3 separate regions of the Homo sapiens genome follow, and regions 1 and 3 are each linked to region 2. Evidence: chromatin contacts called from ENCODE Hi-C or POLR2A ChIA-PET data. All regions are on one chromosome and are shown on one strand. The core of a region is the stretch at or near the end of the contact, and the rest is flanking DNA. Distances in the headings are between cores, read along the strand shown. Region 1 overlaps AFG1L (AFG1 like ATPase). Region 2 overlaps SOBP (sine oculis binding protein homolog). Region 3 has its middle 58 kb from the start of LINC02532.

Evidence for each region. Hi-C counts contacts between places; a loop is a spot of excess contacts on that map. ChIA-PET counts read pairs that join two places held with the same protein, here RNA polymerase II (POLR2A). Pooled maps may share reads with other maps.
Region 1: a loop to region 2 is called in a pooled map, with 6 times the contacts of the local background. The contact joins two enhancer-like sites. A Hi-C loop is called at or near these places in 1 of 37 single-sample maps with no recorded cell type and 5 of 50 pooled maps. POLR2A ChIA-PET finds 5 or more read pairs at or near these places in 1 of 52 experiments (activated naive CD4-positive, alpha-beta T cell).
Region 3: a map with no recorded cell type shows a loop between it and region 2 (7-fold over the local background). The contact joins two enhancer-like sites. A Hi-C loop is called at or near these places in 3 of 37 single-sample maps with no recorded cell type and 2 of 50 pooled maps.

What each region holds. Positions count from the first base shown.
Region 1 is chr6:108,346,263-108,350,643 of GRCh38, reverse strand. It overlaps AFG1L (AFG1 like ATPase), which reads right to left. Exons shown (of 13, transcript NM_145315.5): 3 at 3,605-3,656. Among named protein-coding and RNA genes, the nearest start is that of AFG1L, 53 kb to the right of the region's middle. RefSeq lists an enhancer at 1,752-1,921. Within about 2 kb of position 1,848, at least 2 of the 41 ENCODE cell types and tissues checked have a DNase peak (open chromatin) inside an H3K27ac peak, as active enhancers do.
Region 2 is chr6:107,655,483-107,660,016 of GRCh38, reverse strand. It overlaps SOBP (sine oculis binding protein homolog), which reads right to left. Exons shown (of 7, transcript NM_018013.4): 7 at 1-1,810. Among named protein-coding and RNA genes, the nearest start is that of SCML4, 170 kb to the left of the region's middle. RefSeq lists enhancers at 1,683-1,872, 1,334-1,910, 2,113-2,162, 1,911-2,488. Within about 2 kb of position 1,761, at least 21 of the 41 ENCODE cell types and tissues checked have a DNase peak (open chromatin) inside an H3K27ac peak, as active enhancers do.
Region 3 is chr6:106,843,661-106,847,904 of GRCh38, reverse strand. No RefSeq gene overlaps it. Among named protein-coding and RNA genes, the nearest start is that of LINC02532, 58 kb to the right of the region's middle. RefSeq lists enhancers at 953-1,002, 2,633-2,692. Within about 2 kb of position 2,749, at least 2 of the 41 ENCODE cell types and tissues checked have a DNase peak (open chromatin) inside an H3K27ac peak, as active enhancers do.

The DNA.
Region 1 (4,381 bases), core at 599-3,098, 690 kb before region 2:
TGAAGTCACAAAATACTACTACCACAGCTTTTGGCTTCTATATGAGATGTGATAAACATTTTATAACAAAAATAATTCATTTCAAGATTGAACCATGATAATAATCCCTCCAACTCATACATCAACCCTACTGCAGTTCCCAGGATTTAGAATCCATCTGAGTCAATCATCTCAACACATCTGCGAAGAAAGAGGTGAAGTGAGCAGGACAAAGCCCAAATAGAGTGCAAGAATGAAAAGTGGGAAGGGAGTGCTACCAGGTAGGTATTCTCTATCCCATGAAGTCTCCTTAAAAATTATTTATTTATTTAAATTTTTCTTAAAAAAAAAAAATACATAAGAGATGAGGTCTCCCTATGTTGCCCAGGCTGGTCTCGAACTCCTGAGCTCAAGCATGTTTATTTATTTATTTTTATTTTATTTACTTATGTATTTATTTATTTATTTTGAGACAGAGTCTTGTTCTGTTGCCCAGGCTGGAGTGCAGTGGTGCGATCTCGGCTCACTGCAACCTCTGCCTCAGCCTCCTGAGTAGCTGTGACTACAGGCACCCACCACCACACCCGGCTAATTTTTGTACTTTTAGTAGAGGCGGGGTTTCACCATTTTGGCCAGGCTGGTCTGAAATCCTGACCTCAATGACCCGCCCCCCTCAGCCCCCCAAAGTTGCTGGCATTATAGGCGTGGGCCACCGCACCTAGCCCAATTTACTTATTTATTTATTTTTAAGATAGGGCCTCACTCTGTAGCCCAGGCTGGAGTGCAGTGGTGCAATCTCAACTCACTGCAACCTTGATCTCCCAGGCTCAAGTGATCCTCCCACCTCATCCTACTGAGTAGCTGGAACCACAGGCACACACCACCATGCTCAGCTAATTTTTTAATTTTTTTGTAGAGATGGGGTCTCACCTAGTTGTCCAGGCTAGTCTCAAACTCCTGGTCTTAAGCAATCATCCTGCCTCAGCCTCCCAAAGTGCTGAGATTACAGGCATGAGCCACCATGCCCAGCCTTGTTAAAATTTAATACCTGTTTCCCAAGTCCAACAAAGGAAAAGAATAAAGAATAAGAGCTTATGGTGGCATTTTGAGGCTACTCTCCCATACAGAGAGCCCCTCAAATGAAAACTTGATCTTTTATTACCTATTTTATTTCATTTTTGAGATGGGGGTCTCACTCTGTTGCCCAGACTGGAGTGCAGTGGCATAATCATGGCTCACTGCAGCCTTGACCTCCTAGGCTCAAGTGATCCTCCCACCTTAGCCTCTCGAGTAATTGGGACTATAGGCACATGCCACCACACCAGGCTAATTTTTGTATTTTTTGTGGAGACAGGGTTTTGCCATGTTGCCCAGGCTGGTCTTGAACTCCTGGGCTTAGGCAATCCACTCGCCTCGGCCTACCAAAGTGCTGGGATTACAGGTATGAGCCACCATGCCTGGCCGATTACATATTTTATAAGTGGTCTGAACTAAACTTATTATAGCCACCAAAATGTTCGTCTCACTTCCCATTTCAGAATTCCTTTCTCTTCCCCTCTCTATATTATAAGGATGTTTCCAAACAAAGGTTGCCACCTACCCAAACTATATGAACATCCCATACTATCACATCTTTTCTATTGCTTTCAAACACTCAGATGAATAACTTGTAATATGCTTCCCTTCAATTAGTTACCATATGGCTGTATTTTCTAAACTAAAATCCAACAACATTCATAGGGTTTTTAAAAAAAAAGTGCTTTTACAGAAGTGGAAGCAGTTATGCTTCTTTAACCATCTCCATTTATGGTCAGGTGGTTAAGGTAACAGGAGGAACAAAGTTGTTGATTTTAGCGATGACTTAATATGAAAGTGAAGGTACTGGAAGTAGATGTTCTCAGGAGGCAAAGAATGAGACCTGACAACAAGATGAGAATCATTAATGGTGCCCAAAGGTGCAGGAACATAAAATTGATCAAGTGTCTGTTATAACTGCTTTCAAAATAAGAAGTAAGTATACATTGGTCTCAAAAGTACCAATTAGCCAATGAACTAAGAAAAAGAATAGTTTGACCTTCTTTTCTGTAATTTCAAGAACCTGAAGAATTTTAAGGGGCAATCTCTAATGTTCACTTTTGTGAACTAAATTATTCTCTCTTATTAGATTAGCTAAATCTGGAAATACAAAACGGACATTCAATGCAAGGTAGCAGTAAACAAATTAGAAAAAGAAGGAACAGTTTAGAAAGGAACAGTTTAATCTTTAAGGCATTAAAACTACTTATTTGGCTGGGCGCCATGGCTCATGCCTGTAATCCCAGCACTTTGGAAGGCCGAGGAGAGCGGATCACGAGGTCAGGAGATCGAGGCCATCCTGGCTAACACGGTGAAACCCCGTCTCTACTAAAAATACAAAAAATTAGCCGGGCATGGTGGCAGACACCTGTCGTCCCAGCTACTTGGGAGGCTGAGGCAGGAGAATGGCGTGAACCCGGGAGGCGGAGCTTGCAGTGAGCCGAGATCGCGCCACCGCACCAGCCTGGGTGACAGAGAGAGACTCCATCTCAAAACAAAAACAAAAACAAAAACAAAAACAAAACAAAACCTACTTATTCAATGCCCTTTTTTTTTCTTTTCCTAAAAATGTTACTAAGATAATATCCCCTGCCATCACTCCCTCATAACGCAAATGTGTTGTGGCTATAGGGGAGCCTAGAGTGTGAATATTAGTCTAGGTCCAAAACTGACCTCGTTACATGTGAATGTGAGTTTTGAGTATGCCAGTAGAAGAAATAATTGATTGACAGTAAACTGAGGGATTAGAAAAAATTAAAATTAAAAAATTAAAAAAGACATCAAAGAAATAATTGAAAGCAAGGAGGCAAAAAAGCCAAGTAGAAACTCCTTCATGATATCAGTGGCTGAGGGTGGCCAAGGAGAGGTTTAAGACTAAGAGAAAAGGATTTGTTTGAAGAAAATAGAAACCACAAAACAGAATATTTCAGTAAGAATGAGGTCAGGGAAGACTTCATAAGCAAGACACTACATGATTAGGAAAACCTAGAAAGAAGTGACCACTCAGAAAGTTTCCAGCAATATGTGAGTCTTTCTGCCCAATGTCTAGAACTGGGAGACCAAGGAAATGTTACCACTTATGCATTAAGAGTATCTACTGTCAACTACATTAAAGATAATAACGACTAAATTATTCATCCAAGGGCTTAGGTTATGACTAGAAATATTAATGGAAATTAAAAGTAAAAAAGAACAGCTTATTTTTTTAAAAAGTATTAAGCTGAGTTAATGAGTCATGGAATCCTGATTTGTCTAATAACCTATCTGTAGTTGATTTCCTTCCCTGATATTAATTACTTTATACATTAAATAATGTTTGCACCCTAACATGGTGACTAATTCTGCCCTAGACTACAGCTGTATCCTGTGAGAAGTAAAGTAAAAGCTGAGATAACTGCCCTCTCTCCCTTTTCTTCTCTCCCTACCTTACCCTGCCTCATCCTATTCCCTTGCTGGTAACAGATTGAGGGATAGAAATAGAAATCATCCCTGAGAGAAAGCTGAGAAACTTTCTGTTTTGCCCACCCAAAACTTATTTTAACACACTTACCAACATCTCCATAAACATACAGGCCCCTTGGAGGTTTGCTCCTTGAAAAAAGCTGCAAATTAAGAACAAATTATAAATCTCTACCATGCAAATAATTAAATATAATCATATACATAGTCTTCCTAACTGTCCTATATACAGAACCAAGAGGGGCTATTATATACAATAAGTAAGAAAAAAACTTGATATAAAAGTGTTTAAAGCTGAAATATTATGCAGCCTTAAAAAGGGAAAAAACTCTAACGTATACATGAATGAACATTGGGGACATTATGCTAGGTGACATAAACCAGTCACAAAAAGACAAATATTCTCCATTCCACTTACATGAGGTACTTAGAACAGCGAACAATTAAAGAGACAGAAAGTAGAAGTCAGGTGCTGTGGCTCACACCTATAATCTGAGCACTTTGGGAGGCTGAGGTGGGAGGATCACTTGAGCCCAAGAGTTCAAGACCAGCCTGGGCAATATAGGGAGACCTCATCTCTGCAAATAGTTAAAAAGAATTAGCCAGGCATGGTGGCATGCGCCTGTGGTCCCAGTTACTCAGGGGGCTGAAGTTGAAGGATTGTTTGAACTCAGGAGGTCAAGGCTACAGTGAGCCATGTTCACACCACTGTACTGCAGCCTAGACAACAGAGCAAGACCCCATCTCAATTTAAAAAAAAAAAAGTAGAAAAAGGGGTTGCCAGGGGCTGGAGGGAGGAAGGAATGGGGAATTATTGTTTAATGGGTTCAGAGTTTCAGTTTTACAAGATGAAAGTAGTTCTGGAGAT
Region 2 (4,534 bases), core at 512-3,011:
GTGGGTTTGGTGCTGGGGTTGATTTGTTATTATTTTTTAATTTGTTGCTGGAAGGTTTTCTTTTGTTTACTTTTATAAATCTCTCCCCGGGCTTGCGAGCTTCCCCTCCCTCCCGCCTCCCCTTCCCCTGCCCCCAAATTTCATTTTTAAAAAGCGAGCTTGCTCGCCAGGTGTGTCCCCCAAGCTCTCACAGCTCTAATAAATAAGGAGCACCTGTAAAACAGTAGCTTGACTTGTGAAGTGACTCTGTACAAAGGAGAATCTAGAAATACAGTATGTACACCGCATCCTTGGGCCGTGGTGCTTCAAGGCTGGCGCCACACCGTCCTGGCCCTGCCCACCCGCAACTCGCCACCCCTCCTGCTGAGGCTCCGCGGCCTTGTGGGGCGGGGGCACCTGGACCCCTCCAGAGGGAACAATTGCTTTATTTGAGTTAGTAAACAGATACACTGAATCACAAGGTGATTTGATTTTTTTTTTTTTTAGTTTTCTTCCTTTTTTGATTTTTTTCTTAATTTTTTCTCTTCTTTTCTTTTTCTTTTTTTTTCTGTACTCATCAGAATGGGATACTCCACAACTGTCTCACCAACTCAGTGCCAGTACACATGCTCTAGAGGACTTCTGGACTCGCAGCTACAACTGTACAAGTGCACACAAGTGAATCTACCCTGTTATCCTCCACCCACTGATTGAGGATCGAATTGCACATTTCTCTTAACCATGACAGGAGAAAGCAAACAGTGAAACAGAATCATGGGTGATCTTTCTCACTTTCCCTCTTGTTTTCATTGGTTTGTCCATACCATTCTAATTATCATGAAAGGGCTCTGCATATAGAGAGATTGTCTCACTGACTTCCTGGATCACCGAAAACCATCAGGGTTGAAATTTCATCTGAGTCTTTCCTGACGCCCAGCAAATATTCCCCCTCGGATTATTTTACACCTTGAGGGCATTTTGGTCTTCAGTTCAACACTCTTGCTCTGTTCCCAAATGGGGCGCTATTTAGGGGAATTTAAAGAGAAAGCTGAGAAGAATAAACATTTACCGAGTTCTCTTGGCATTCAGTCTCTGAAAAACCACAGTATAAACTATTCATGCTGCTTCTTACATCTGTCAAATCGAAAATTAAAAGCCATAAAAGTGTAACACTGAAAATATGGCATCAAAAAGGATAAAGGTGGCCTTTGTAAAAATAACAAGAAAAGTATATTAGCCAATAAAATATTCTAACTCTTCATTTAAAAGTGCATCCCGGGCAGGACAGAGATGACTCTGAAGCATTGGGCCTCCAGGACCACCCCTCTCCGCCATCAAAACGTGAACAATATAGGTCCAAAACCGTACAATGCAAATCACAATTCTTAGTGTAGCAGCAAAACCACAGCAGTTTTTAAAAAGATTAAAAAAAGATTTTTTGTGTTCCAATCCATATCATCTTCCAGCCTCAGTCGCTGAGCCTTGAAGATGGGGCGGGGAGAATACCTACATTGGTCCTTGTGGCTTGTCGGTATTTCGTTTTTTTTAAAAGCCAGGGGTGAAATCCCTAAGTTCCTCTGGGGAGAAGCAGAGATGGTGGCAGCAGGAAGGCTGGGCCTGCTTGGTGGGTCCAAGATGCGCGGGCTTCTCTGGGCTAGAGGCCATCGAGGGAGGGCTGCTTCCTCTGAGATGCTTAATGACAGGAAGCGGCTTTATTTGCTTGAGTTTTAGCCAGAGGGGGTGGTGAGCTGACCAGCTGGTGTCATTGGATGGCGTGACATGGTTTGCTCTGCGCCCTCTCTCCATGAGCGTACCCTGTGAGTGAACGTTCCTGGAAAAAGAGCAGAAGGGGCTGTCAGAATCCACTGGACCGATCCCCCTCCCTCCGCCCAGCTGGGGAGAACCCAGGCATGAGTCAGACAGCAGCACACTCTCCAGCCGCCAGGGCAGACCTAGGATGAGCCCCAGAACCGCTGCAGCACAGCGTGATTTCAACAGGAGTTTCATTCACGGTCTGCTCAGGTCAGCCCTGCCAGCTTTGTGTGAGGAAATGAAACTCAAGTCGCTTTTTGGAATACCATAATGAGTAGGGTACACCACGCCCTCACCCAAAGACCACAGCATCCTTTGCAACCCAGCAACCCTCCCCCTCCACATGACTGCATGCTTAACCAGCAGGAGGCTTTTTTTTTTTTTTGAGACAGGGTCTCGCTCTGTTGCCCAAGCTGGAGTGCAGTGGTGCAACTGGCTCACTGCAATCTCTGCCTCCCAGTTTCAAGTGATTCTCCTGCCTCAGCCTCCCAAAGTGCTGGGATTACAGGCATGAACCACCGCATCCAGCCCCAGCAGGAGGTCTTTTGAGTCACCCAAGGTCACTCCAAAGCCAGGCAAGGTCACGGAGGACCCTGGAGCTCCTGACCTCACTCCTGTAACCCCATGTCTCAGCTCTGGTATTTGCTGAAAAGAGGGCCAATAGATTCACTTTTTGGCAAGTGGAAAATTACCATGGACACATATACCTATCTTCAGAAGTTTCCCACAAAGGCAACTAAGCTGGAAGAAATGCTTGCTTTTCTCCGTGTGTGGGTCTTGCCTGTAAAAGGTGAGCCATTCACATCTCTTCACATCCAAAACAAACAGTAGCACTGGACTGGAAGAAAATAAATCAACCAAGAGCCTTGGGGTCCCAGGGCAGAGGCTCTGAACAGGATTTTCCACCAGGAAAGTCAGTTTCTGGGGAATGCTCATCCCAACATTCACCGAGATATGAGGCTCTGCCTCTTGATACCTGCAGCCTTCTTTCATTTGCCGCCAGTCACTTGGTTTGAAATAGAGCTTCCTGAGGCCACTCAGTCAGTTCTGGGAGCAGCCACTTAGAAGTCTGCCAACTGCATGGTAAAGCCCCAGAGGTCAGGGGCTTGTCTGTTTTGCTCGTGTCTCTACACCCAACTCGTAGCTCAGAGTCTGGCCCGCTGTGGGCGCTCGACACACTTTGATCACATGAGTGGGTCAGGCGCCTCTCTTCTGCCATGCCCCAAAACAGCACCTTTTCTTCCTGCCAATAAATGAGGCTGTCAGAAATGTGAATGGGTAAAATTTGGCTAAGGTGAGGTGGTGACAGAGGACTTGTAAACATCTTTACAACTGTTGAGATTATTCTTAGAACAATGAACAAATAACTTCAGAGAGGTGATAGAATGTAGGACTTGAAGGGACCCCAGAGATAATACAGTACCATTTCCTCATTTTATAGTGAAGAAATGGAGCCACAAAGAGACCTGGAAGCTTGCTTGGAGTGTTTATAACATGAATTTAGCAAGAGCAAGAGGAGGTCAAATGCCCATTGGGAGGACTAAGTGGAAGCTTGTGCTTTGAACCCTGCTATCTAAATCCTGGTGTTAATGGCAACAATAATCAGCAGCAGCCAAAAACAAGGTTTGAAAGTTTCACTGTGCACGACAGGAAATGCCTGAGTTCCCCCAATCACATTAAATCACCAGATCTGTGTGTACTTAATATGTATATTAAATAACCAAAGTGAAAATGCAAAACACCACAAATATGTAATGGGGGTGGAATTACAAGGCCATGGAAACCTTTTCATTTGGCATGGTCAGATTTGGAAATGTGGATATTTATTTCTGAATAAAGAGCTCACATTTGACTTACTTTCTTTCTTTCTTTCTTTCTTTCTCTTTCTTTCTTTCTTTCTTTCTTTCTTTCTTTCTTTCTTTCTTTCTTTCTTTCTTTTCTTTCTTTCTCAAGAATAAGTGACAATGGAGAGAGGGGATACAAAAATAAAAGCACCAAGAGCCACTATCAAATGTGAGGCCACAAAAATTGAGGAGCTGCAGAGATGACAAGTGGATCCAAAGACACCGGGGTCACTTCTTCTGGGAACAATTCTTTTGCATTTAGCAAGCACAGCCTGGAAGTTGCTATGGAGGGAGGGAAGCCATCCCCACCTCTGGGCCTGGAACCAAGAGTGACTGAATCTTGTAGTTAGAGGGGGCCTCCTTCTTTCTTTAAAAGGGAGGAGGGAGAATGTTTAACATTTTCCTCCAGTAAACTGGGAAACACCGCCATTTTGAATTGCTTACTTAGGGATGCTGCAACTGCTTTTTTAATAATGTAGCTTTTTTCTTTAATGCAATCACTATTTAAAAAAATGAATGTTTCTCCAGTAAGTTTCTTTATATTCAAATCACCTTTGGACAAAGACCAAACACGGACAGCATCAGCCTACTTAAAGAAAATTTCCAGGCTTTCACAAGAGACTCGGTAAAACGGGATTATAATAAGAGCCATTCTGGAACCTTAACTACAGCATTTGCCATCCCAAACACTATAATAATCATTATTATTCTCTGGTATCTATTATTGTCTGGTAAATAATATGTGTTTTCCCCCAAAGTTCTGAAGGGTGCAGCTGCACCACACTCTATTTTTCGCAGCCCTAGTCCTGCTGCTCTGAAAAGCTTGCTCACACGAAGCTTATTTTAAGAGAATGGTAAAGTAGACAATTTGTGCTGTTTCCTTCCCTCTCACCACATAC
Region 3 (4,244 bases), core at 1,500-3,999, 810 kb after region 2:
AGTGTAACATACCAGAAATAACTTGAAGGGTAGTATAACAACATTCTGCATGATTTGTATAAAGTTTACATTTTAAAGCTACCAAGGAACCTTTCAACTTTCTATTTGATTATACTTTGCAAAACATTATACAGCTTAGAACAACTGAGCACCCAGTATTTTCTCTCACCTTAATCTACCATGGTCCTCCAACTCCCAACTAAAACTGTACTAATACATTAGGTCATTAAAATTTCTAAATCATCTTAACTCTTTTATTTGCCATTTTAAATATTTGTGTTTAGTAAGGTATACACATCTTCATTTGTAATTCAAAACGGCATTTTACAGAGTGCTTAAGCAAATCAGTGCTGAAAAAAATTTTCCTTATATCTATGGTAACCTGTGGAGAACTGTGTGAAAGGACTCTCTGGGGCCTCTAGGCTTTCCCAGAAACCCAGTTACTTTAGGTTGGCTGTCCTCGTCACCTCTGCCCAGGAAAGGCCCGAGGCCTGACTAGGCCCCCAAGGAGCCAGCCCCCTCCCGAGGCACCTCCCTCCCAAGGAGACACATCCACGTGGCATGGAAACTTTTCGGTAAACACTCAAAAGTGAGAGCTGGTTCCCTTACCTTGGAGGGGACATTCAGGGATGGTAAGAGATAAGACGTTTCTAGGAAGAAAAGAAAGGGGAAGTGAGAAGATAAAAGTCTTCACATAAGAGGCAAATGAGAAAAGCATTTTCTGCCAAATTGTGAAAAGTGAAAGAAATGAAAGCAAGCTTGCTTTGGAGACAGAAATAAACACTAGGCAAAAAGAAACAACTTTTCCATAAAGCGTTTTGTAACAGTTAGGAAAAACTCAAAGGTAATCCATGATATTGGTCCAGGGATGCCTAGAACAAGGTCTGCTTAGGTGACTGGAAAAGACACTTGCCCCTGTGAAGAAATTTCAGAGGTACCAGGAAAGTTCCCTGACCCCCAAATGCCTCAACTGTTTGGTTCATGACCCGCACAAAGGCCTGAGGCTGAGAGGCTTGTGGGATAGAGACCCAGCTTGCTCTCCACTAGTTAACCTGTGTCCTACGGCTGCTTTCAGCAGGAGGAGGGGGGACACCTGTGTCAAGTGCTGTGTGTGCCCAGATGAGGCCTCTTTCTAATCTCTGCAAAGCTCTCCAATTCCAGAAAGACAATTCATAAAGAATGGGTCATCCCACCCATTTATTCTGGGCAGAACCACGAGACCAGGTTGCTGAAGGGGATCTTGAATCTACTCTGCAATTTTGCCCAGGGTGGGCCTGGAGCAGAGAAATGAGGAGAGAAGTTAAGCAATGGAAGCAAGAGCAGCTGGGGCCTGCCAGGACTGAGCTGAGGATGTTCATGATTGGCTTCCATTTGGAACTCAGCAAATGACTGAGGCTGCCCATGGCTTACCATTGAGAGAAGGCCACACCAAGGCCTGGGAACAGCCAGCTATGGGCAGATCAGGCCAGCACCTCCTAAACCAGCCTGTACCTCCACTTCTCTGTGCTGATTTTCCTTCTACTCTCTCTAATGCTTATTAAAGTTTCCCCAAGACTCTACCAGTTCCACTTATCAGAGCAACAGTGGGTATTGGGTCATGGTGGAGGCAAGGGGACACAGGATGAATTGAGGCTTGTAGGTACTGCTGGCTTTCCCTACTTGCAGAAGTTCCTCTGGAAATCATCATTATCATTATTATTTTTGTTCTTTTTTTTTTTTTTTTTTTGGAGAAAGGGTTTTGCTCTGTAGCCCAGGCTGGAGTGCAGTGCTGCAAACATGGCTCACTGCAGGCTTGACCTTCTGGGCTCAAGGGATCCTCCTGCCTTAGCCTCCCAAGTAGCTGGGACCACAGTTGTCAGCCACTATACCTGGCTAATTTCTTTGATTTTTGTAGACGGGGTCTTGCCGTATTGCTCAGGCTGGCCTCCATCTCCTGGGCTCAGGCAATCCTCCTGAGGCCTTGTCCTCCCAAAGTGCTGGGATTACAGGCACTTTTTATTAAGGGAGAGGCTATTTCAGCTCTCTTTTCAGACTGGAGAATGCCTTTTTCAGGGCTTTTTGATGGTGCTGTGCCACTGAATACTTCCAACTTGGAATAATCGTTGAGTGATGACTTTCCTCAAAGGTTTAAGAAAAACTACATTAAAATAAATAAGCAGGCCATGTGCAGTGGCTCATGCCTATAAATCCCATCACTTTGGGAAGCCAAGGTGGGAGGATCGCTTGAGCCCAGGAGTTCAAGACCAGCCTGGGCAAAAAAGCAAGACTTTTTCTCCTCACAAAATTTAAAAATTAGCCAGATGTGGTGGCACTCACCTATAGTACTAGCTACCTGGGAGGCTGAGGCAGGAAGATGGCTTGAACCCAGGAGTTCAAGGCTGCAGTGAGCTGTGATCATGACACTGCACTGCAGCCTGGGCAACGGAGCAAGACCCCGCCTCAAACAAAACAAACAAAACAACAAAAAAAACAAAAACTGGTTGGGAATGCCTACAATATTAGAAATACAGGAGTTATTATTTCTAGGTTCCTGGGTTGTAAGGCTTTCAATTTTTTTTCTACATGCTTTTCTTCATTTTCTAAAATGTAAATTAAAGATGTTTCCAATTCACTTTTCTGTCAGATTAAAACCCCAAGTTTTGCCTTTAAGGTTTCATTTCTAGAAGTGGTTCAGAATATAATGCTGAAGTTAGCTCAGTTACAGTAACTGGGGATTTCCTCTAGTCTCTGGCTGTTCATGTGGAAGTTGTGTTGTCATTTCTTTCCTTTTCTTTTCTTTTCTTAAGCCATCACAGTGACACCTGGCTATCTTGGCAAAGAAGAATAACAGGACAACTATTGTCTATCAAGAATTTTAGCCAGGATTTCCCCAGTCTGCTCCTCATTTTTGTGATTTTGTTGGTTCCTTTGATGAGAACTTTTTCTTGAGGTTTTAGGCAGACTTAATTTAAAGCATTGATCTCATCACACTTTTTTAGCTTCTGGTTAAAAATAGAACATCTCACGTAATTTCCAAGGAAAATCAGTTCTGTCAAATCTCATTGCTAATTCATAAAGGGCATTTGACTGTTCAAATAGAAGAGTATGGGAATCCAATGGATATTTCCGAAGTTACCATTTTTTAAAGGAATTTAACACCCCATCTTGGTCAGCCATGTGGATCTGAATCAGTTAAATTTAATCCAATGGAGATAAATTTGATTTTGCATGAATTAGAGCAGCATTTGCAAAAAAGCTCTTGACAGAATGTTTTATTCATATTCAGTACCAGCATCTTTTGCTTTTCTTTTAAGGTTGGTAAGAAAAGGATTTCAATCACACATTGTAGGCAAATGTCTTATGTGCTTTAATGTGTAAGGAGCATAAGTTGTTATTATGATAATGTTAATAAGACTTTTCATGTAGTACATTTTGGTTGACATTTAATCCCAATTGAGAAAAACCTAAAATTAATTTTTGTAAGAAACAAGACCAGAGTGGCTCATCAGGCTTAGAAGTGGGACTAATGGTACTATAATCAGACTGATGAGCTGTTAAATATCTGATGTGAAAACCATATCATGAAATGATAGGAAAGAATCTGCACAAAAGTCCTTTTGAATTTGCTCCTTGTCCTTTATTTTGCAGTTTGTTCAAAAGGCTTATTACCTCGGCTTCAAAACACAGATCCAAGATACTTACCAGCTGGTAACTTTTATTTGTTAATCAACTCAGCTTTCCTCAGAAAGATCCAAAGGGAGGGGAAAAATCATTTTTTTTTTACCACCTATTCGTCCAGGGTAAGATATTGCTGGTTCTATTTGGGTAAATGGATGAGCCACAAGCCTGGTTGCCCAGGACAATGATGCTAAATTGGGGGGCTGAAGATCTCGCTGACTTGGATGATGTACAATTAATTTTCAAGTCTGTTTTTGGTTAAATTGTTGCTTATATGGGATGTGGCACAGAGACAGGGCAAAAATGGGATTGTGAATCTTGGCAGGGTAGGATAGGTTTGAGAATTAATTTTTCACTTAGGTTAAATTCCTCCCATCATCCCTGGGCCGGTAAAGCCTGTGCCTGTGTCCTTGTCAGCGCATTTAGTCCTCAGGATCTGTACGGGTTCCACGGAGATCATGCAGGACATAAAACGCTAATTCAATTTTTGCTTTTCTTGCTTAAGAGGCGGAAGTTAGAGCTAGGTATTTTATGGAAGGATTTCTTGAAATTCTATGAGAGACGATCTAAAAATCTCTAAGACTATC